3 separate regions of the Homo sapiens genome follow, and all the other regions are linked to region 3. A link is an interaction called in ENCODE POLR2A ChIA-PET data of the cell type or tissue named here. Cell type or tissue: MCF 10A. All regions are shown on one strand. Each heading gives the region's core, and the rest is flanking DNA. Links, peaks and the distances in the headings are about the cores only.

The links. Peaks named below come from ENCODE experiments on the same cell type or tissue, not always from the same donor. Only the 100,000 strongest peaks of a DNase experiment are listed, where the experiment ranks them.
Region 1: POLR2A ChIA-PET joins it to region 3 with 8 read pairs; 1 of 35 experiments calls an interaction of 5 or more read pairs at or near these places.
Region 2: POLR2A ChIA-PET joins it to region 3 with 7 read pairs; 1 of 35 experiments calls an interaction of 5 or more read pairs at or near these places.

What each region holds. Positions count from the first base shown.
Region 1 is chr14:99,095,323-99,103,172 of GRCh38, reverse strand. No RefSeq gene overlaps it. Among named protein-coding and RNA genes, the nearest start is that of BCL11B, 170 kb to the left of the region's middle. In MCF 10A, for the core only: no CTCF peak of the experiment used is centred there; a DNase peak (open chromatin) is centred at 3,712.
Region 2 is chr14:98,494,677-98,502,526 of GRCh38, reverse strand. No RefSeq gene overlaps it. Among named protein-coding and RNA genes, the nearest start is that of LINC02914, 210 kb to the left of the region's middle. RefSeq lists enhancers at 364-1,563, 6,841-7,850. In MCF 10A, for the core only: no CTCF peak of the experiment used is centred there; a DNase peak (open chromatin) is centred at 4,016.
Region 3 is chr14:98,954,473-98,962,322 of GRCh38, reverse strand. No RefSeq gene overlaps it. Among named protein-coding and RNA genes, the nearest start is that of LINC02914, 250 kb to the right of the region's middle. In MCF 10A, for the core only: no CTCF peak of the experiment used is centred there; a DNase peak (open chromatin) is centred at 4,922.

The DNA of each region.
Region 1 (7,850 bases), core at 1,976-5,975, 140 kb before region 3:
GCTTAACAGATATTTGTGAACTAGGTGAATGGGTGAGTGCCCCAGCTCACCTCACTTGATAGTGGCAAGATGTGGCTACACAGGTAGGTTTGACCCTAAATTCCACACTTTTTGAACTGCGTGCTGACTCTTGTCTATGGGAAGGACAGACAGGTAAATAAATAAATAAATACCAAATTGTGTTAGTCTGCTCTCTCTCTCTTTTTTTTTTTTTTTTGATACAGGGTCTTGCTCTGTCACCCAGGCTGGATTACAGTGGCGCTATGTTGGCTCACTGCAGCCTCAACCTCCCTGGGCTCAGGTGATTCTCCCACCTCAGCCTCCAGAGTAGCTGGGATTACATGCACCATCACATCCGGCTAATATTTGTATATTCAGTAGAGATGGGGTTTCACCATGTTGGCCAGGCTGGTCTCAAACTCTTGGCCTCAAATGATCTGCCTGCCTTGGCCTCCCAAAGTGCTGGGATTATAGTAGTGAACCATTGTGCCCTAGCTGTTCTCACATTGCTATAAAGAAATACTCCAGACTGGGCAATTTATGAAGAAAAGGGTTTTAATTGGCTCACAGTTCCACAGGCGTTACAGGAAACATGGTACTGGCATCTGCTTGGCTTCTGGGGAGGCCTCAGGAAACTTGCAATCATGGTGGAAAGAGAAGGGGGAGGAGCAGTGTCCATGACCAGAGCAGGAGGAAGAGGGAGGGGGGGAGGTGCCACACTTTTAAACAACCGGATCTCATGAGAACTCACTCAATATCATGAGAACAGCACCAAGGAGATGGCATCAAACCATTCCTGAGAAATCCACCCTCATGATCCAATCACCTCTCACCAGGCCTCACCTCCAGCACTGGGAATTATAATTCAGCATGAAATTTGGTTGGGGACACACATCCAAATCCTATCACAAACAAACAAGCAATAAGAACACAGCAAACCCCATTTTCTCTCTCAAGGAAATAACCATTTATAATGTAAAGTAAGCGGCAAAGCCGACTAACTGAAAGAGTTAAATGAAAAAATAAGGAGGATTAGGAGGTGCAGGGGAAGCCAGTTAAACTTGTTTTTTTTTTTTAAGTGATTTTTTTTTTCCTCTCTCTCTTTTTTTTTTTGCGAGAGGCCTAGGTTTGCAGTCTGCAGAGCTATCTACAGGGCTGGCAGGAGACTCCTGAAAAGAAACCAGAGAAGCTTGCTGACAAAAGACTGGAATTCTGGTATCTCTTTTGTTTTCACCCAAGTCTGTGGCCACTGACATTCCTCTTTTCCACCACGGGTGGATAATAAGCCCCCTTCTCAGGAATCGAAATGCACTTATACATTTTAATGTGACCTTAGACAGCGCTGTTCAGAAATCACAGGCCCATCTGACTACACTTGAGGTTGAATTGAGCTAATGGTATTCACCTCATCTTTAGATGCAAAATTGGAAGATAAAAAGACCTTGATGTGAAAAGAAGGGGGGGATATGAGGGAGGTGGGGGGTGGACGGGTTGCGGGGGGCAGGAGGGGGGAAGCAGATTAGAGATACTGCTTAAAAATCACGTGATTGCGCGTTGATAACGAAATGTCTCCTCTTTCCAAAATCCCCCATGGGCTCGAGAGATGTCCTTATTCTTTTATTTTTAACGATAGAATCTTTTTATTCCTGAGCTGGGGAAATTTGAATGTTGCTGCATATGTGGCCAGGAGATACATTGACCTTTAGCAAATCTTATTTAAAAAAAAACCCAGATTGAACACTTATTGCAATATTCCAGCCCTGTAAGATGAAAAGAGAGAGAGAGGAGAGGAGAGAGAGAGAGCACTTTCTTCCTCTGTAATCAGATGTGGATTAAATTTATTAAAGATGCTGTGTCTCCTTTTAAATGACTGGCAACCCTCTTTCTGAATTATCAGGAGCTGGCTGGAGACACGGCACCCTTCTGATTTCATCTTAAGATGACAGAGAAAAGTCTAAAATGGGAGAAAACTTGGTTCCTCTCTGTTGCTCTTTGGCTAAAACTTGGTTTTCATACATTGAGCCAAATGCATTCAGGGGCCCATGGTGAGGCCCAGAAGGGGGTGAGGGGAAATGGGAGGGTGGGGGCACAGGGTGTGGTCTGATCAGCTTCCCACGAAAGAAGCTGGGAGGGAGCCCCAGCAACTCACATGAAATGCGCAACCCCTAGAGACAGGCTCATTTCCAGCTTTGACGTGCCCGCTGTCTGTCAAGGGCCCAGTGAATGCTTCCCACCCCTAGGGCTCAGCCGCCTCCAGGACCAAGGGGCCCATTGGGCAATCTATCACGGAGCACACCTGGTCTGCCCAAAGGACACAGCAGGTAGGGAGGGGTGGGTGGGGAGGGCGGGCTGGGGAGCGGTTGGCAGGGAGAGTGGGACCCCAGGTTAACTCCAGAGAATGGATCCAAATTGCTCAGACAGGACCTCAGGCCTCTGGGCGTATCCATCCAGAGGGTTGTACATAATTTATCCATGTAGAAAGGGTGACAGATTGGGATGGTCTGGCCTTTGGCTTTCAGCTTGTCTGTATTTATAGAATTGGATGCTTGGGCCTGCAGGCCATTGCACTCTGACTTTAAAATTGGGCATGCTGACTCAGGTACAGGTGGTGCATGGAATTGTTTTTGTTTTCTGTTTTTTTAATTTTTTAAGACATGGAGATCTTGTTTGCTCCCATTTATCACAACCATGAAGCTGCTGTGGGGACATTTCTCCATCTTTCTGAGAGTGAGGGGCCTCCGTATGTCTTCGTGAAGGATGTCCCTGTAAAAGGGAAATTCTGAAGCACATTTCTAGTTCCCATAGAATTTCCTTTGTGGGTCCTTGTTTGGGAAGAGAAAGTGGCAATCCAGGGTCACTGTGTCCCATGGTATAATTGTAGCAGAAGGTTGGCTATGGCAAGCCCACTTAAAACCTGCATTTATGAGAGTTCAAAATTCACCCACCCTACAGAGAAAACACTATAGTTCTAATTTTCCCTTAGCTTAGAATTCATTCATTCATAAGGAAATTCCAGACTAAAAGATGAGTTTGCCTAGAACGTCTGGGTATTTAATATGTGTGTGGAATGAATGGAAAGGTGAATAAATGCCTGAGTGAATAACCGAGTGGAGTCTACGCCCAGTGACAGTGAAAGTCACACTAAGCACAGGCATTTCAGTGAGTGCTGAAAGCGAGAGATGAGTGAATGAGTGAGGGAGTAGATTTCAGACTGAGGGGAAAGTGAGCAGGACACAGTAGGTGCTTCTTAAAATACATTTCGAGTGATTGAGGGGGTGCGGGACAAGCTCCACGGGCATGTGGTAAAGTCTCCAGGACAGGATGGTGAATGAATGGATGGTTTTACTTTCCCCATAAGGAGCTCGTGGGCGGGTGGGTTACCCCTTCCCACTGCTAGAGGAATAGCTCGGGTTGCTCCAGATCTCCTGAAGTCAAGTTCAAAGCAAGCTGTGTCTGGGTCCCAGTTGCAAGACTGCCCCTCTGTTCTGGGATGTTCTGCTGTTCCTCCTTGGAGTCCTCGTCCTCGGGGCTTGGCCCTGGTGGCGGGATGGGTTGGCTTGCTTCCTAAACAGCACACCTGTAGAGCACGCCGCCCGGCTTGGTGCTGGGAATCTCCTAGAAAAAATGAGAGTTCCCACCCCTGCCCTCCAGGGCCTGAAAGCTTTCTTTCCGTTGCGTGCCTAGAGCCCAAGGGAGAGCCAGCAGTGCTCCTCCTCACCTTGTCCTGACCAGTCCTCAAAAATGCAGTCTTGGAGGCGTGGAGGCTAGGGAGGGGCACTTGGTCAATCCCTTGGACCGGGGCCACCTCGCCTGAAGAATCCTTCAGTTTGGATGCTCCTGCCAGGGGTTCTGAGACACTGGCCTGGGTCCACCTGACCCAGCCAGGCCACCTTGGTGGGGCGAGGATGGGGTGGGGTGCAGGGTGGGGCCGTGGTTAGCTGTGGCACTAGCGGGGGCTGACTTCTCCCACCCCAGGAATGTGCTGACAGTTCTGAGTATAGAATCCCCAACCTTTGTCAGCAAATCGCAATCTAAAAATGTTACAAAACTCCTACAAGAATGACAGATCATCTGTGCACATGGCTACTTACAAGCTGGACTTATTAGGATTGTGTTTGTGGAAGAAGAGGGCTGGCAGGGGCATTAGTGAACACGGTTGGGTTTCTGGACCCACAATTCATCTTGAGGTGTGAGACTTTGGGCCATAGACTGTCCCTTCTGAGCATTGGTTTCCCCTTTCTAATGAGAAGGCCTGTGCCGTGGGGGAGTCGGGGGGAGTGCGGGCGTGCTCTGAGGAATGGAGATACTCGTGTGAATGGCTGGGCATAGAGTAAAAATGTGATGGGCAAATGGTGGTGATTTTTGTTTGTAGAATTCTGTGTTTAATAATGAAAAAGAAAGAAGGAGAAGAAAGAGGAGGAGGAGGAAGAGGAGAAAATAATACTATTTCTTGAGTTCTTACTATGCACTAGTTTAAGCACTAAGCCCATTGCAACACTGTAGTGCATTACCCTAAAGTTACTATTAGGGTCCCCACTTGCCAGTTAGAGGAATGGGCTTAGTGAGGTGAGGTGATTTGCTTGAGGTCACACAGCTACTAACTGGCAGTGCTGAATTTCAAGCCCCACTCCGCCCAGGGTCTGTGTTCTCACCCACTGTGCAGTGGCCAAGTCTGGGTGGCTGGTGCCCACCATGGGAGAGGACATCTTGCCTAGGACCCTATCTTAGTGCCGTTGGGCCCAGGGAATAGGGTCAGAGCTGAAACACACGTGGTATGCATCTTAGGTGCTCATGAAGTGCCAACCACTTGTCTGACACAAAGGATTTAACAACTTGTGTCGGTGGGAGTCAGTGCAGAGTGCCCACAGCTGAGGGGCCCAGTGTATTCAAGGAGGGATTGAACTAGCAAATATACGCATGCTGGGAAAGCTGCCCCAAACACCGGCCCCAGTGAAAAGAGGCTTCCTGTATTTTGCCACACATATTTGGAGTGGAAATTATCGTTGAAGATAAAGGGCTGGGGTTGGAAGCAAAGCCTGCCCTGGCTGTGTTGCCTGTGGTGAAGAGTGCTGGTGGGAAGGGGTGAGGAGTGAGAGATGGGGGCCTACAGTGGGATCAATGGACTAAATGGATTTGGGGGCATGTGGTGAAACCCGACCAACCTTGGCCTTCAGTGAATGGGGAAGAAGGCTGGATCTAATAGCCCCATGTGATTTTAATGACTGTCCTGGGAAAAGTTTGCACTTTGGAGGAGGATGGGCTGGACTCCTGCAGTGACCGTCCACTAGCTCTGATCTTGGACAAGTCACTTACCCTCTCAGAACCTTCTTCTTTTCATTTGCAGAATCGGAAACATAATAAGCCTCCCCATATAGATGTCCGGGCTAAGATATTAAGTAATGGATGCCTAAAAAAGTACATTTTTGGCTGGGCACGGTGGCTCACACCTGTAATCCCAGCACTTTGGGAGGCGGAGGCTGGTGGATCACGAAGTCAGGAATTTGAGACCAGCCTGGTCAACATGGTGAAACCCCATCTCTACTAAAAAATACCAAAATTAGCCAGGCTTGGGGGCACGCTCCTGTAATCCCAGCTACTCAGGAGGCCGAGGCAGGAGAATTGCTTGATAGTCTGTCCAGCAGTAAATGTTTGTCAAATGTGTGAATAAATAGGTAAGAGCAACACTCAAAGGGTAAAAAGAGGTGGAGCTTAGTTACTCCCCAGGGAGCTACAGGCAACCTGATGGAAAGATTTTAGTCATGGGAGAGATGAGGACGCTGTGCCCTAGGGAGACAGAGTAGCCTCTGCAAGGTCATACTGTGACGGTGGTGGGATTGGAAGCGAGGCTTTTCTATCTACCAAAGTTGACCTTCCCACCACCCTCCCTCAACCTTCTAGACAGGGGCATAGCTCTCAGAAAGGGCCCAGGAGCTGACGCCCGTCACAGTGGACACAACTATCAGTTTGTTCCTTGAGAGAAAAGACACAGCTCCACTGACCTCCAAGTTAAACATACATCCCCAGAGCGCGGAGGTGTCTGGGGTCTGCTCTGCTTCCCAGCCAAGCCCAGGATGTGTGAAGAGCTGGTCTTTTCCATGCCCTGCTGGGCCGATCAATCAATAACCTTCCAAAAGTGAAGAAGTGTTTCCCTGTCTGCCATCACTGGTGAAATCATTGTTACTGAAGACTTATCTTTCATCCACTTGCAAGACACCACAGGAGCTAATAATGAGTTTTATATTATCATAAAATATCCATAACCTATTATTTGTCATTTGAACCGTTCTTTTCTTTTTTTTTTTTTTTTTTTTTGAGACGGAGTCTTGCTCTGTGGCCCAGGCTGGAGTGCAGTGGCGTGATCTCGGCTCACTGCAACTTCCGCCTCCTGGATTCAAGCAATTCTCCTGCTTCAGCCTCTCGAGTAGCTGGGACTACAGGTGCGCGCCACCATGCTGGGCTAATGTTTGTGTTTTTAGTAGAGATGGGGGTTTCACCATGTTGGCCAGGATGGTCTCGATCTCTTGACCTCGTGATCCGCCCACCTTGGCCTCCCAAAGTGCTGGGATTACAGGCATGAGCCACCGCGCCCGGCCGTTTGGACCATTCTTAAGGATACAATTCAGTTGCATTAAATACATTCACAACATTGTGTAATCATCACCACTATCTATACCCAAAATTTTTTCGTCATCCCCACCAGAAGCTCTGTGTCTATTAAAAACAACTCCCCCTTCCTGCCCCCCCGCCGTGCCCCAAAGGCGAATTCTTATTACAGAAAGGCCCCTCTCCTTGCCCCTGAACCACTATCCCTCTTTGGGAACATTTTTTAAATAAACACCAGAGTGCACATCCAACCCTGCTGAACACGAGGAAGCTGCCTGGATGATTCTGGGCTCTGAAACCTAATTAGGGGAAAGGGGAAACTAAAAACAAAGATTCCAAAAGAAAGAAACCTGGGCTGCTTGAAGTTACCTTCTTCCTGGAGGGTGGGGCCTGCCCCAGGAGATGGAAACCTGGACGGAGGTTTGTTTTTGAAATGTCTGGGCTGGGCTTGGCCTGCTGGCTCTCCTGGACGCGGCTGGAGCTGCCTGTCTCCCTTCGCCATGCAGACCATGAACTATTTATTTTCCTCTCTGTTCCAACTGCCTCTGAGGCCCAACCATCAGCTCCCTCTCCCACTGGGGTCCTGAAGGCAGCTGGGCATGGACATATGCTGGTGAGAGTCAGCAGCAGAGGGCAGGGGAAGGCTGGCTGGTTGGTTTGTTGGGTTTCATCCTAGGCTACTGTTTAGCTGAAAAGAAGAAGAAACGACTCAAAACATCCATCTCTGGTTCCAGATATCAATAAGGGGGGAATCAAAAGCACTTGAAATGTTGGTGTCACACTGGGATTTGAGTCTACAACTTTCTAGCTGTCACTTCTGATAGGAGCTTCAAACCTTTGAGACTCAGTTTCCAACTTGGTGAGAGAAGATAACTTGAGTACCTTGTTGCAAATTTATTTATTCTGCAATAGGAACACAGTGTCATGGGCCCTTGGTGGTCTTTTGAAAATGTGCATTCTTTGTCCACCTGAAAACTCCTATTCATCCTGCAAATCCCAGCTCACATAGCCCCTCTTCAATCCAGAGAACCTCAGAAGCGAATCGTTTCCATCTCTGTTCTATTTCAGTAGCTAATACAGTTTTCTGTTGTCATATTTACAGCTCTGTTCTGGTATTTATATTTTTACTCTTCTGCTGGGCTGATCTCAAGGGCAGAGACTTTGCCTATTTGTTACTCTGGCCAGGACACAAAAAGTGCTTGGAAAATGTGAGATGCTCTTTGCATTCTGGTGACCTGAGGTCTATG
Region 2 (7,850 bases), core at 1,976-5,975, 460 kb after region 3:
GGCAATTGTCTCTTGTATGCGTGTTGGTGCAGAAATGCAAGCATGAAACTGAATCCTTAATTTACCGTACCTTTGTTGCATGGCGTGAATCCTTCTGATATTTACTTTTGCAAAATGAAGACAATAACATTGACCTCCTAGGATTTGGGGGAGGACTAGATGAACAAAGTGCAGAAAAGTGCCTGTGGTTGTGGCTCATGGCTGATGGTAATACATGTTAGTTAAATCTGAAAATGCAGAGGGCTGGGGGAAGAATTTTGAGACCTTGAGTAATTGAGAGATGTCATTGAGAAAGTAAGATATCGCTGGACTTCTCAGAGAAAAAAGTAAGATGCAAACAGGCCTGGGGCAGGGTGATGTCCTAGGTGAATTGCACAGCACACATCCAGTTGGGGATGTGGATGGGGACAGGTTGGGCATCAAGCTTCTGGATTCTGCTGGGCTGAGGGTCCATGTTTCTGAGCTGAGTCATCCCATGTGGTGGGTGAGTCAGGTCTTCAAAAGCCTGGCCATGGGGCCTTTAGGCTTCTTATCCCTTCAGACCTAGGGTCCAACCCACCGTATGTGTTGATCTCTTACGTGCCAGTAGTTGAGCTAGGTCCTGGGAGCAGAGAGATGTTGAAACTCAGATTCTAAATGTATTCTGCCTAAAGTCAGACCACAGATCCGTCACTTGGAAAATGTGTTACCTGGACACATTCCTTAACCTATCTTCATCTCAGTTTTCTCATCTGAAAAATGGAAATCATAAAGGTGGCTGCCCCATTGCATTTTGTGAGTGGGGGGTTGTGAACAAAACGTAGACTTCATACATGTGCGTGAAGGTTTTTTATAAGGCCTGGACCTCAATCCCAAACTGTTCATTATCCAGTGCTCAGGAAATGGACCACTGCAATGGAGTAAAACACGTGCAGAGACAGAGGTTAATCCAGGGCTGCTGGAACAGCTTGTAGTATGACTGGCCCCACCCAGGTGACTCAGGACTTAACAGAGAAGGTGACGTGAGGCTTGGTCAGGGCCTGCAGGTTGAGGAAGCTCTGTGGGAAGAAGAGCAGGCAGTAGCGAAGGCCTTAGCGAGAGTAGAGATTACAGGAGCAAGAAGGTAGTCAGGGATGCTTGGGAACCACAGACAGACAGGTAGCTTGGAGCCAGGGAGGGCTACAAGGAGCCGGGAGGATGGATCTGGAGTTGTCCAGCTGAGCCTAGAATAAGAAGAGCCTTAAGTGTTGCATTGAAGAGATTTTATTTTCCTCTATAGGTGGTCAGGGGCCTCTGTGTGACTTAAGAGTACAGGTTGAGACCATCCTGGCTAACACGGTGAAACCTCATCTCTACCGAAAAAAAAAAAATTACATGGGCATGGTGGCCAGCACCTATAGTCCCAGCTACTTGAGAGGCTGAGGCAGGAGAATGGCGTGAACCCAGGAGGCGGAGCTTGCAGTGAGCCGAGATTGCGCCACTGCACTCCAGCCTGGGCGACAGAGCAAGACTCCATCTCAGGAAAAAAAAAAAAAAAGAATACAGGAACGACACCATACCATTCGGCTAGAGGAAGTGTTTTTTAAGCATCCACACTCAGGTGCTTGCAAACAGGAAGACTGGACAAACCTCTCTGCGAGACAAGGCGAAGCAGGTGTCATGAAGTCCGGGATTTCTCTGGAACAGCATCTGGCCTTTGCCCCTGCTAGTTGTTTAGCTCTATTTAGTATCTTTTATGCATTCAACACATCACACATTGCAAAACATTGCTTTTCAGGGTTGCTTGAATTTTTATAAAGAGATAACAGCTGTTGTTTCAAGTAAGACTGATCCAGGCGTTGCTGCCAGCCATATACCATGCTTGTGGAAAGCATCACTTCAGTAACATCCAGCGGTGTGGAGTCTCTGGTTTGGATTGGATGTTTCCCAGAAGGGAGAGCTGGGTGGAAAGGGACTCATTTCTGCCAGAGAAGAGAAAGGCATGCCCCATGGGGTGTCCTCCAGAATGAAGGATCTCAAAGGCCAGATATATGGTGAGCACTTGGAAAATATTCATTGAATGAATGAATGGATGAATGAATAAACAAATGAATTAATGATCTCTCTCACCTCATTGATACATAGTATATTGGGGGAGAAGAAAATTAAAACAAATGTATTCCAGGTTTTTTTTTTTGTTTTTTCTTAAATTAGCTTTTAAAAAATTTCACAAGTACAATGTTAGTCCTTTCTTGACATTATGAAAGTCAAGACCAAGACAGTCTTTCTTCATGGCGCTGTTTTCTGAGGGTCCTCTCTTCTCACTCTGGCATCCACCGTTTAAGCCTGTTTCTCCACATTTACATATACATAGCTAGGACTTTTATGTGGCTGTCTGTATTTACAACTGTATCTCCACCTGCTTTTAGGAAATTAGGGATTACTTTCCTTATTTAAAAGATAGGGAAACTGAGGCTCAGGGAAGTGATCTTCTAAGTTGAAGGTCTTTAAGAGTCAAGATTTGAACCTGGCTCTGGTGACCCCGACTCCTGTTCTTTCACCAGGCTTCCCTCAGAATGAGTTCTCCCCTGGTTCCCACTGTGTGTTTGTCTTTGAATTATGAGTAGAGTAAACCCTGTCCACACAGGAAGGGGAAGCAGACAGTAGGAAAAACCACAGTGCAGTGGAGAAAGTGAATTCCTGTGCTATTCAATATGGTAGTCACTAGTCACGCATGGCTTTTTAAACACTTTTAAGTCAAAATTAAATGAAATTAGAAACTCAGTTTCTCCATTGCACTGGCCACATTTCAAGTGCTCAGTTGTCACATGTGGCTGCCAGATTGGACAATACAGATATAGAACATTTCCATCATCACTGAAAGTTCATTTGAACAGCACTGCAGCTAGACTGTAAAGCGTTGCAGCAGAGTGAGGGCTTATTCACATTATGCAGGAAGAATATTTTTCATTGCTTTCCTGACATTGAACTAATACATACACACTGACTAATACATACACACTGAACTAATACATACACCATGTCATACACACTGACATTGAACTAAGGTATTCTCCCATTGCTCTCCAAAGACGCTGAAGTGCAGGCTTTTCCATGAATCTCTTTTGCATGTTCTGGTGATTCTACGCAGCAGAAGTATCTCAAATGGTCCACAAACGCCTCCTGGACTTCATCTTTATTCAAAGTCAAATTAATTCAGACCACTAAGGGTTCTGCAGCATTTTCCTCATGGAAGCCCTTTAATGTAGCTGAACGTTGCATTACAACCTCTGCTTGACATAGGTGTGTTAAGAAATAGGCTTATCTTGTAGAATTGACAGTTGGGGATATCATTGATTCTACTCACAACTCACACCTTTTTATGAGGACATCTTTAATAAATTTATTTTAGACTTGAATTCTTCTGGGTGACTTCTGTTATATATTTCCTATCTGGTTCTCACAACTGATTGTTTTCTTCTTTACTTTAGCTACTAGAGAGCTCAGAGTTAATTTTTTAACTCAACTTTAACAATTATGAAGTACTATCATATGTTTCTGTGAACTAATTTTTCTCTCTGTTTATTTCACTAATCTCCTGTCTGTCTTCCTTCACTTTGCCTTCTTTATCTATTCTTCATCCCATTGTATTATAGGATTTCTTCTTCTCTCCCCTCCCTTCGCCTGCCCGCCCTCCCTCCCTTCTTTCCTTCCTTCCTTCCTTCCTTCCTTCCTTCCTTCCTTCCTTCCTTCCTTCCTCCTTTCATCTTTCTATTTTTTCTACATCTTTCTGTGTCTGTCCTTTTTCTTTTCTTCCTCTCTCCTACCTTTCTGGTATCTGGTTTCAACACCTTGAGATGGAGTACACATAAATAAGTCAGAGGTGGAAGTGCAGGGCGAACAATGGCCCGGCTCACTCCACATCAAATAAAGGCCACTACTTCAGAAGCATGTTGCGTTTGCCCCTGAGGCTGGCCTTGACACGTGACCAGTCCTCACCAGGAAGGGGAAGGCTGGAGACGTGTCTGGGCAATTCAAGCTTCTGGGATCTGAATTGGGATGGCCCCACCTGTCCCCACTTCTGATCATAATCAGGAACATCTAAGCTGAGTCACTTGAGCCTTTGGCCTCTCTCCTTGCAGGGAGTGGCTTTCCCAGAACACCGATGTCCCACCACCCTGCCCTCTCCTTCCAGTGAGTGACAGCCCCAATTATGGGTCAAAACAGGGAGTCATTTGTCTCTCTGGCCTTCCCCATTTCAGGAGGTGATTTACTCCTTGTATCAATTATTCATTTTCCTTGGGGAGGAGGCTTTTATGAGATCTTGGTCAGCAGCACCAAGCTAGCTGGAGGGTGTGTCCTGCCTGAGGGCTGAGCCAGGCAGCTCTGTGCCTCTGGAAAACAGCAAGTCCCAGCCAAATGGAGGCAATGGATTGCAACCCAAATGTGCTTTCAGCATGTCTTGCATTAGGATTTGATTTAATTTTTACCTGATGCTTCACCTATTACAATGAGACATAAAAAGGGAATTTGCAGCTGCCTGCTTATCAGAAAAGATCAACTGTTTCTGTAATTAATATGGAAGATAACAATTTAAAATAATGAAACACCCATAATATGCTTAGGGGAAGCAGCTTGTTGCTATAATTAGAACGAGAATCAAATTGTTCTGATGGCAAACACATCATTTATTGAACTGAAGCTACTCTATGAATGAAAGTAAATAGCACAGCAGGAAAAAAAAGACGAGTAAGAGACATTTCATAAAACTCTGGGTCTGAGAAAGCTATTACAAGCACCAAGGACAGGGCTTAACAGAACCAGACATTCCTGCAGTGCCCCGCGAGTCTCCACCCAAGCTCCTGTGTGTTGTTTGTTCAGTGGCTTTTGAGACCCTTGAGAATTTTCTACAGTACATCTCTGATTATGTCACACCTGTGCTTAAACATCCCCTCACAACATTAAATATAATAAGGTTTATATCTGTAAGCGTGCATGCACACACACACACACACACACACACACACACACACACATCTTCTATGACACCTGTGTAGAACTTTTTACCCAGGGAACTGTTGTTTCCTCCTCAACAAAATTTTGGCTGGGAAGGGAGGATTGAGGAGGTACTTTCAACTTAACACATCATTTTTCACTCTTCTATCTTAAAAAAATCCATCAGTATATATTATTTCATGATTAATAAAGAAGTTGTTATTTCCCACAGATAGCCAACCACGTCAGTCTCCTCTCCTGCCGATGTTCTCCTGTATCTGCTCCAGCTCGCTAGGCTGCAGCTTCCTGGAAAACTCCTTGGATTCATCACTTACCTGTATTTTTAGGACTTTTATTCCTATTCATCACTTGGCCGGCAACTTTCTCCCTCTCCTTTCTTGCCTAGAAGGCTCTGACTTTTCCAAAGAGGCCTGATGCAAATGTTACCTCTTCGCTCTGTCACCCAGGCTGGAGTTCGATGTCACAATCTCTGCTCACTGCAACCTCCACCTCATGGGTCCAAGTGATTCTCCTACCTCAGCCTCCTGAGTAGCTGGGATTATAGGCACATGCCACCATGCCCGGCTAATTTTTGTATTAACAGGGAAGGAAGGAAGGGAAGGTATTAACCATGTTGGCCAGGCTGGTCTCAAACTCCTGACCTGAGCAGATCCACCCACCTTGGCCTCCCAAAGTGCTGGGATTAGAGGCGTGAGCCACTGCGCTCAGCCGTCACCTCTTCTTAGCAGCCTTCTTAGACCAATGCTCTACTCTGGGACACAATTTATTTCTTTCTCCTCTGAGTTCTCATGGTATATCCCACAAACGTGTATCAATACATTATTTTGCACTACACGCTTGCATCCATTCACATCTCCTGCTCTCAACGTGTGTGTGTGTGTGTGTTTATGTGCCTGGCACATAGTAGGTATAAATGTTTACTAGAATGGTGTTAGATTAATTTGGGTGAACAAGGACACATTTTGGGTTCATTAGACATGTTACGATATTTTTAAAGTTTTGTGGTTTGAGTAAAATTTGAGATGCATCTTGCCAAGTATGTTTCTCCTTATTTTGTAAAGCCCATATGTCTATTAAGGGAGGAAAAGCCATATGGTTCTGATTTCTTTACTCATAGATCAGCATTTCATTTTGTAGGGTATCTGATGTTCAAGATGCCGCCTGTACTGTGTGTATTGGTCCCTCTTTTTGAATGTTTTTCTTTGAACCGAGGAGATTGACTTTCCCAAAAATAGAAACTTAACTCTCAACAGTATAGAGGATATTTTCAGTCCTGAACTTGTGAGGCTTGGGAGATGGGCTCTCAAATGAAACCACTTTGTGTCTTTTCTTGCAAAGAAAAAGGTGATGGCCCTTAAACAGGATCTTTTGGTCAAGATGAGCTGAATTAAGGTACAGTTCATGTTGGGTCATTTGGGTTTATTTTTTATGTTGCTGAAGGCGATCCATGTGCAGTAAGGATTAACCAATTGGATTAATGAATTAATAGATGAATAAATGAATGAAAGCAGTCTAGAGAAGGGTGATATCATAAACAAAATTTTAAAGTTAGAAACCCTGGATTTAATTACTGTTGCTCTTGACTTTGGGCCTTAATAACTGAGAGCCTTTTGCCATCTCCGGCTTCTCTGAATGTGGTCTTCTAATTAAAAGATGATGTTAGTAATGTCTTGAATGCCTTCAAGTTTATTTTCTTCTTGCTGCTGCTGCTGCTGCTGCTTCTCCCTCTTCTCCCTCTTCTCCTTCTTCTCCTCCTCCTCCTTCCTCTTCCTCTTCCTCTTCTTCCTTCTTCTTCTTCTTATTCTTATTCTTTTTTCTTCTAAGACAGGGTCTTGCTCTGTCACCCAGGCTGGAATGCAGTGGCACAATCATAGCTCACTGCAGCCTCCAACTCTTGGGCTCATGTGACCTCCCACTTCCACCTCCCGAGTAGCTGGAACTACAGGTACACACTAGTATATCTGGCTAATTAAAAATTTTTTTTTCCTTGTAGATACAGGGGTCTTGCTGTGTTTCCCAAGCTGGTCTTGAACTCTTGGCCTCTAGCCATCCTCTGCCTTGGTCTCCCAAAATGCTAGGATTATAGGCCTGAGCCACTGCACCATGTCTTGAAGTTTTCATGACAACTTCGTGAAGATCTATTTGAGCAACATTTGCCAAACTTTAGTCATTCATCCAATGCCTTTGCAATCTTATCACTTAACATTTTTTTTCTAAATGAACTTTTCTTCATTTGATAAAGTACTTAAACAAATATATTTACAAAGAAGACATTCTGTCACTGTTATCTGTGAAGAACTCATATTCCATACTGTAAAGAAATTTCTTACTGTGGAAAAAAAGAGATATTTATTAATCTTTGTTCTAAATATTAGTCTGTGTACCACCTAAAATTATCTCACTCAGCATCAGTGTTGCCCATGCCCACCTTTGGAAAGCATCAATGTTGATAGTATATCTGGGAGCAAGAGTGTATGACTCTATAAGCATTTTGAATAACTATTATTGTTGTTATTGAAAGGATTAATCTAGGAGCTGTCAGAAACTATGGCTTAAACCTTAGCCAAGGCATTTTAATTATATATAATTATAGAGCTACAGTATCCTTACCTGAAAAGCAGAGTTGTTTCAGCAGTGTGGGCCACATTTTATAATTATTTGTGGTTTTCCGTCCCTTACCTCTATGTGGAAAAGAGAGTCAGTCGTGCGGATGTGTGTCATTTTCTGGCCCTCTGCTGCATCGTCATTATGCACTTTCTTCAACGGTGACTCATCAGATGATTGTGCTACCCTCATGAGGCAGGCATGGTCATGACTGGGATTCCCATTTTAAGAGTGAAGAAATCAAGGCTTCAAGGAAGTGACATGCAGTTCTC
Region 3 (7,850 bases), core at 2,615-6,614:
CGAGCCCAGCCGCGACAGGGTGGAGCAAGATGATTCACCTCCAGGCCGCTCCCTTGCATCAAGAATCAGGTGCATATTTTGCCGAGTTTGAGAGTGGGTCCCATTGCTCCGTGGTTCCACTGGCCACAGTTCACCTCCAACACAGTTAGTGGTTTTATTTTCAGAAAGGTGGGACCGGAAGAGCTGAGGCAGGGCCAAAGGAAAATGAAATGAGGCAGGAAGAGCCAGGTCTGCCAGGCTGGGGCTGGCCCCACTGCTGGGACATCCTGGGCAGTGGACAAAGATGTTATGTCAGGGGGTGCATGGGACTATTCTGGCACAGTGGCCGCTATTCCTTTAGTCGTTTGGAATACAAGCTCTGGGGGCACCTCCAATGAGATGGGCCTTGTGCTCTGGGCCAGGGGAGCAGGTGAACAAATCATACCCTGTGCCCCTGGGAGGTCACAGGTGAAAGAGGCAGACAGATATGGAGATGATCAAGTGCATGAAAGCCTCCTAGAATCACTGAGAGCCTACTTTACAGAGACTGTCTGCCCTGTGAAATGACCATTCACACACATGCATGGATTAAACATGTGTATGTGCCCAGTAGCATGGATCAGACAGTTAAAGTCCTGCTCCAAAGAGCTTCCATTTCAGTAAGTGAAAGAGCTAGCCATTCATCAAAGCATCACTAGTAAGTGCTGGAGATGCCATTAGGAGTGAGGTCTTCCCTGGTCAGCAAGGCCAGGAGTCTCCACTCATGTGAAGGTAAGAAGGCCAGGTAGGGCAGGGACATCACTAGAGGGGAGAGTGCAGGTGCAAAGGGCCTGAGGAGGGGCCCTGGAGGGGGCCATTTTGGGTGGCGTGGTAAGAGTGGGAGTTGAGTGGCAGGAGGTAGGCTGGAAGGACATTATCCCACCCACCAGGGATCTCACACCACCTGGTGCTCACTGGAAACCCCCCAGGCATCCTCTCCCACCCTGGCCCTTGGCTGTTGTGACATGGTGAGATCAGACCTGTTAAATGACTGGCTGGGCCCCTGACTCAGGGACATCCTGGGTGGACTCAGGGATGGAGTGAGAAAGAGGGAAAGAATAGAAAGGTAGCAAACGCCAAATGCCTTGATGCCAAAATGATGGGCGTCCGGGCCTGAGTAAAGATTCCATCTCTACCCCAAAAGCACTGGTAGGAGGACCCTATCCTGCTTTAGGTGGGGTGTATATGGTGTGGCCAGATTAGCATTGAAAAGGATCACACTCATGGGAGCAGTAAGAGCAGAAGCTTCTGGAGGCCTGAGTCATGGTATTTTCTATCCAAAGCTGTTTCCAGATGAGTTTTGAGACAATGCCCATTCATCTATTATTACCTGCTCTGTCCTGGAGGAGAAGCAATGGAAGTGTTCTCTGCCTCCCGCTCAGTCCATCAGCATTTGATGCCAACCACGAAAGGACTGTGCCTGGTGCTCTGGGGCCAGCCCTGGGTCCTCAGGAAGCTCACAGCCCAGCCAGCATGACCTGGAGGCCCACATAGCAGTGACAGTGGTGCTGCCTCCACACCCCGGGAGCCCTAAACCAATCACGGGGGCTAGGGAAGGATTTCTGCCTGGGCTGATGCTTGGGCGTTATCTGGGTGCAGAAGGCAAGGAAGGGTGCGCCAAATAGAGGAAACAGCAAACTTGAAAAGGGGGAGACTTTGGAGAGCGTGCTATCTGAGGAAGGTGGTTAGGTGCTGTTAGAAAGAGAAATGCGAGTAGGTGGTGGGGGTGGAGCAATGCCTGGGCCAAGGTGTGGGGTGTTTGAAAAGGCCTGGGACCTGGCAGGCGGGGTGGCGGGCAATGGGGCAGGACGCAGCCTGGGCCTGCTCCAGGTGGTGGGGCGCTTCCCGCAGGTGTCCCTTTGATCTCACAACAAATGGCCTATTCAGCATCTCCAAGACTGGGCCAGCTCCTGGCAGCCAGGCTGGGAAGGTGGGAAAACACAAGGGGATTGTCTGCCCAGTTCCAAAGCCGGGAATTTGCTCAGCAACACTGCACATGCAGGGAGTAGCCAGGTTCTAGCAGTCGTCAGGATGGCTGTTTGCCAAGGACTCCCCTGACGGGCTGCAGGCAGACCCTGGGGGCTGGGATGCCCAGGCTCCTTTGCCTGCCTTTGCAGGTCCTGGGGCAGGAGTGGGGTGTAGGATGGGGCGTTGAGTGCAGTTGTTCATTTGTGCACAGATCCAAGAAAGACAGACCCTTCAGCAGGGCAGAGTGAACCGGCAGCCTTGCCACTGAGCCCCCAGAAGAACTGACAGACGCAAACTTCCTTCTTCTGCTGGAAACTTTTTTTCTGTGGGTGAAGGCCCAATTGTGGAGAGAGGCAAGGTTGGATATTGTGATCCAGCATACTGAAGAAGCTGGGTTCTCCTTCCCACCCTCCACCTGCCATTCCAAATGAAGCCAACACTAAAACTACAAGAGACTCTTTTATTTTATTGAAGTGACACCAAACATGACGAATGCTGAAAACAAAACAGCTTCTTTGTAGACTTTTGGGCTCTTTCTCTTTATTACTTTACTATAGGTGTGTTCTCTGGTGTCCCAAGCCCACATTTGGAAGGTCCACTGGATAAGTGCTGACGCTGGAGAAAGGTCTGTTTGCAGACTGCCAAATTCAAGAGATAAAGCTTGTTTGGGGGCTGAGGGGTGTTCCCGGGCAGTGTGGGCAGGTCAAGTGTGGATGCTCACAGTCCTGGCCTTTGACCTTCCTGGCTTCACCAAGCTGTATGCACTCAGGGAAGTTGCACAGCCACTCTGAACCTCGGTCTTTTCCTCTGGTAATAACTGGCATTAACGCCCATTTGCAGTGTTGCTGTGAACCAGATCAAGTGTGTCGATACGCCCAGGATGGTGTGTGTACTTATAGTAGCTGCTCAGTGAACATTAGTTTCCCATCTCTTAAGAAAGAAAATTTGGCTTAGAAATCAACTTTAAAATATTTTTGTTGTTTGTTAAGAATGGTTCAAAAGTCACAAAATTATTTAGAAATTGTTTTCACTGAGTTCAGAAATCCAGGAGACTATTTAGTCAACAGTCTGTTTTCTTCCCGATAGCCTCATGATGGACTCATCTTTGAAAACCCAAGTAAAGCAATTTAAGTTTTCAAATTCATTTTGCTCATTTACCCACTCATTCATTTATTCTGCAAACAAGTAGTCAACACCTCCTATGTGTGAGGTCCGGGGGCTGCTCCCAATTATACAGAAAAAGTGGAGAGGAGGCTTGGAGCTGTGGGAAAGAGGAAACTCGGGTCCAAGAGGTCCCTGCAATTTACTAACTGTGACCTGGGGCAAGTCATTTCAGCTCTGGAGCCCTCGGTTTTCTCATTTGTATAATCAGGATAATAATATTTCCGTTGCAGGATTGTTTGTGAGAATTAGAGATAATATGTGTAAAATACGGGGTGCATGGAGCCATGGGAGCAGCTGGTCCTGCTAAGACGAGGTCCCTGCCCTTGTGGCTGAGGCCCCTGTGGTGGTGACAGATCGATGGACAGAGGCACCGAGAGTGATTTAAGAGTACATCTCTCCATCTACATCTGTATATAACAGACCTGAGATACAGGCTTGGGCAAAGGTCTGTTTGCAGATTGCCAAATTCAAGAGAGGAAACTTGTTCCGGGGCTGAAGGGTGTTCAGGGGCAGTGTGGGCAGGTCAAGTGTGGACGCACACAGTCCTGGCCTTTGACCGTTCTGACTTACCAAGCTGTATTCACTCAGGTAAGTCACACAGCCACTCTGAACCTCAGTCCCTTCCTTGTCTCCAGGCAAAATGACCCAAGGACCTTTCTTTGGGTGGGCTTTTTATCCCGTCCGTGTGTAAAAGCCCACTCCAAATGAACCAAATCTCCCACAGGCTTTGCAAGGTGTGACTCAAGAGTCAAGGCAGCGCGGGGACCTGCCCGTGGACCCTGGATCTTAAATGAGCCCCTGGAGCTCAGCAGCAGGTTCCTGGGAGTCTGGCTGGCTGAGTGCTTGGCTGGGATGAGTGGGAGCAGCTGCAGGAAAAGGGAGAACTAGTTTCTCCGGAGTGTGTTTATCCTGCTTATCTGACCTCAGAACTCAACCATCCTAATGATTTTTAATGACTCTAATGTGCCTCACGTCTTGACTGGACCCACTGGCCATGTCGCGCTATCGAATGGCCTCTTTCCCATGCGTACTGCCCGGTGGAAGTGGGTCCAGGTGCCAGGTGGGATTACTTGGGTCACACACATGGTGGGACTTAGTTCAAAAGGATTTGACACCAGGCTCTGCCAGAGCTCAGAGCTTGGGGAGATGGCTCCAACCAAGCCCCTTGGTCAAGCCAGGTGGAAACATGCTCAGGGAAATGGGATCAGCTTCAAAGTCAAATCTCAGCTGTGCTGCTGACTAGCTGAGCTCTCAGGATACGAACTTGGCTTCTCTGGTCTCTATTTCCTCATCTGAGAAACGGGTGCCGTAATGAGATCTTCCTCGCCTCGCCAGGATCCCTGGTCCTCCGCCCTCTGTGGGCCTAAGCTTCGCCTGTAGCAAATGTAGGATTTCTCAGGCGCCTCCCAATTTTGTAACCCTATGACTCTCTCGCCGGCCAGCTTCTTCCTGTCCACGCCCATTCCCACCCACCTGAAAAATACCTGCCCTTGGACGATATAGCCTTGACCAAGCCATTTCCCAAGAAGGGCTGCCATGGCCTGGGGTTGCCACCCACCTGAGACCTCGTGGGGCCAGGGCTGAGCTCTCAGGGTGAGCCTTGTGAATAGCATAAACACTCACTAGTTCCCGTCCCGTCCCTGCTGGCTGTCTTTAGGCAAACTGGACAGGGAAGCACCAAAGCCCTTGCCTCCCCTTCACATGCATGACGTAACTGTCACTGGTGAATGTGGAGATTTCTAGAAAGTCAGGGCTTCTCCATTAGTGAGTCAAAAGGCTCAGATCAGCTCTCTGCCTTTTATGCAGGCTCCAACTGTTGCTTCACCCGAACCCACCCTCTTTCGTAAGCAAGAGTATCCTTGCCAGCTGAGTCACTGAGTCCGGGGACTCCAGCCAGAACATGGTAGCGGCTTCATGGCCCAGACCCTGGCCTGAGGAGGGGCCTTGTCTCTTCTTGGCCAGCTGTGTGGGTGGGATCCCCCTCATTCCAAGGGATCATTTGCTCTCTCTCCCCCCACAATCTGCAGATGAACACCCTTGGGGTGGAGGAGAATTTCAGCTACTTGCCTGATGCTTTATGGACCTGGGCAATAGAGCAGCTTTGTCTTGGGGTCTGACCACAAAGCCCTAGCCATTATTATTATTAATATTTCTTAGAAATATTTATTTCTTATTTAATAAGATGTCTTAGAAATCTCATGAGTGTGTCAGATGAGAAAGTTGGGAAAGATGTGAAAGTGTCCTTAATGACAGCACAGTGCTTCTCAGCTGGGGAAGTGTTGCCTCCAGGAGATGTTTGGTAATGTCTGGAGACGTTTCTGGTTGTCATAATTGAGGGGCAGGAGGTGTCACTGGCATCAGGTGAAGAGAGGCAGGGGATGCTGCTATATACATGCCACAAAGCACAGGGCAGCCCTCCACAAAGAGTGACCCAGTTCAAATCATCAATATCGCCCAGGCTGAGAATTCATGATACAGGGAAGCTGTATCATGAAGGCCTTGGAACTAGACCACAAGGCCTCCAGAGGGTCTCAAAAATAGTGTTTATATACATAAAAACAAAAACCCCATTTTAATTGTAAGATAGATTTGAATTTTGAGGTTGAAGGGCTGGTGAGTGCCCAAGTCAGAGTGCAGCCTGGTGGCATCTCCGGGAGGCCCCATCGCTGCCAGCCCCGGGCTGTCCCGACTCCTGCCCCAGGGGCAGTGATGACACCTACTCCCTGCTCCGGGTGCATGTGGCACCCCACTCTGCTTCTGCAGCCCTGATCTCTACCTGGGGCGATTCTCCCACATTTCACTGCTGGTGGGAAGTGACACCTGGGTTTCCCACCATAGCTCAAAATGCAATGTGTCCCGACCTCAGGCCAGCACCTGCCCTGCCAGCCTGCTGCTCCTTGTGGGTCTGGTGTGCCTGAGCCCCCTGTCATTCTCTCACCTCATTGGCCTCCTTCTCACCACTCCACCACCACCATCTTTCTGTCCTTCCCTTCCCTGCCCATGCCTTCTGTCATCCTTTCCCTTCTACCTGGAATCCCGTTCGAGCTGTCTTCTTCCTTGTCTCCTCAGGATTCTCTTGTGTGAAATGTTTTGTCTGAACCGCTGTGAACTTCATCTTTCTGAAGCTGTTTTTCACTTGTACTACTTTTCTGGTCAAAACTCCTCCATGGCTCCCCTTGCTAACAAGGGAAGGTCTTTCTACCTCCCTAACTTGGGAGTCATGGCTCCTTGCGACTGGGCTGTCAACTTCCCACGACAGTGCGAACTTCTCCTTCTCCCAGGCCACTCCCTGCTGCAATATGGGGCACACTTGTGGTGGCCAGAGCTGTCTAGGCACCCCGTAGACCGTGAGATCTGTGAGGCCAGGAGCAAATCTTACCTGTTCAGTGTGGGGAAGCTGTGCTAGTAGGTTCTCAACTCACCTTTGCCAAATGCTCCACTGAATGGTAGATGAACCAGCCCCTCTCCTAGGCGATCCATGATTCCTCCCTCTGTTGTCCTTCCTGCTGTTCTCCACCCTAGAACCTTCCCTCTCCTACATCCACACCTCACTATGGGTCCCATTTGAAGTCAGCTCTCTGCTCAGATGCCGCCCCCCGACTGGAAGAAGGGATGGTTTCAGTTTCCAATCAACCTCCACAACACTTTGTCTACCCCCCTCGAACAGTGCTCACTACTGTCAGCCTTAAATTATAGCTATTTATGATAAAATAAATAATAAGGGTGGTTGTTGAGTGCAGCCAGGCTCTCTTATTTGCAGGCCAGGCACCTTGTTGAAGCCACACGAGGACCTGGTTCATGTAGGTTTCAATGGGTCCTTTTTACAAAGAGGAAAACAGAGGTGCGGAGATGTTTATAGATATGCCTCCAGGGTGCGAGGCTAGTTTATTTCCGAGCCAGAGGCAGTGCACCTTAATTATGAGAGCTCAATGCTTGGATCTGAGAGCACCAAACTCTGGGCCTAGGACTTGCATTCATTCCCTCATTCATTCATTCACTCGCTTATTCATTCATTCATTCACTAATTCATTCATTCACTCATTCATGAGGGAATGCACAAATCAGTGAAACAAAAGAATTCCTTTGTTCACTAAACTAATATTAATTGAGTATTTTTCATGTGTCAGGCACATCCTAGCTGCTCAATGAGAGGTTTTCTGCTGTCTTTTCTTGAGGAGGAGGGAATGAACACATCGATACCTCTGGTCTATTGAATTAGGAAGCCAGTGGCTTAAAATCATCTTTTGAATTTCAGAGCCCTAAGCTGGTAACACTGAAAGGGACACATGTGATTGTTCTTATCCATGGGCTTATGTTACAGATGAGAACAGTGGGCCCGCTCAGGGAAGGGCTTGCTTGGGGCCACCCAATAGCTCCATGATCAAGCCTGGACTTGGCCCCTCTGGCTTTAGACTTACCATTTGTTGTTTTCCTTTCACCGACTAACTGCTCTTCACTGTGTCTAGGGGATGGGTATGAGTAACCCGGGCTTCCAGGACATGTATGACTTGAGTGAGATGTGGATTTGGGGGTGGACAAGAAAACAGAGGAGAGGAGAGATTTCACAATTTCTTATCAGGTCCTTGTCATCTTGTGTGCTGTGAGGGAGCCATCAGGGTTCCATTTCACCGATGGAAACCTGGACCTTAGGAGAAGGGAGCCCCCCAGGAGCATGCAGGGCTGAGTAGCACCAAAGCTCC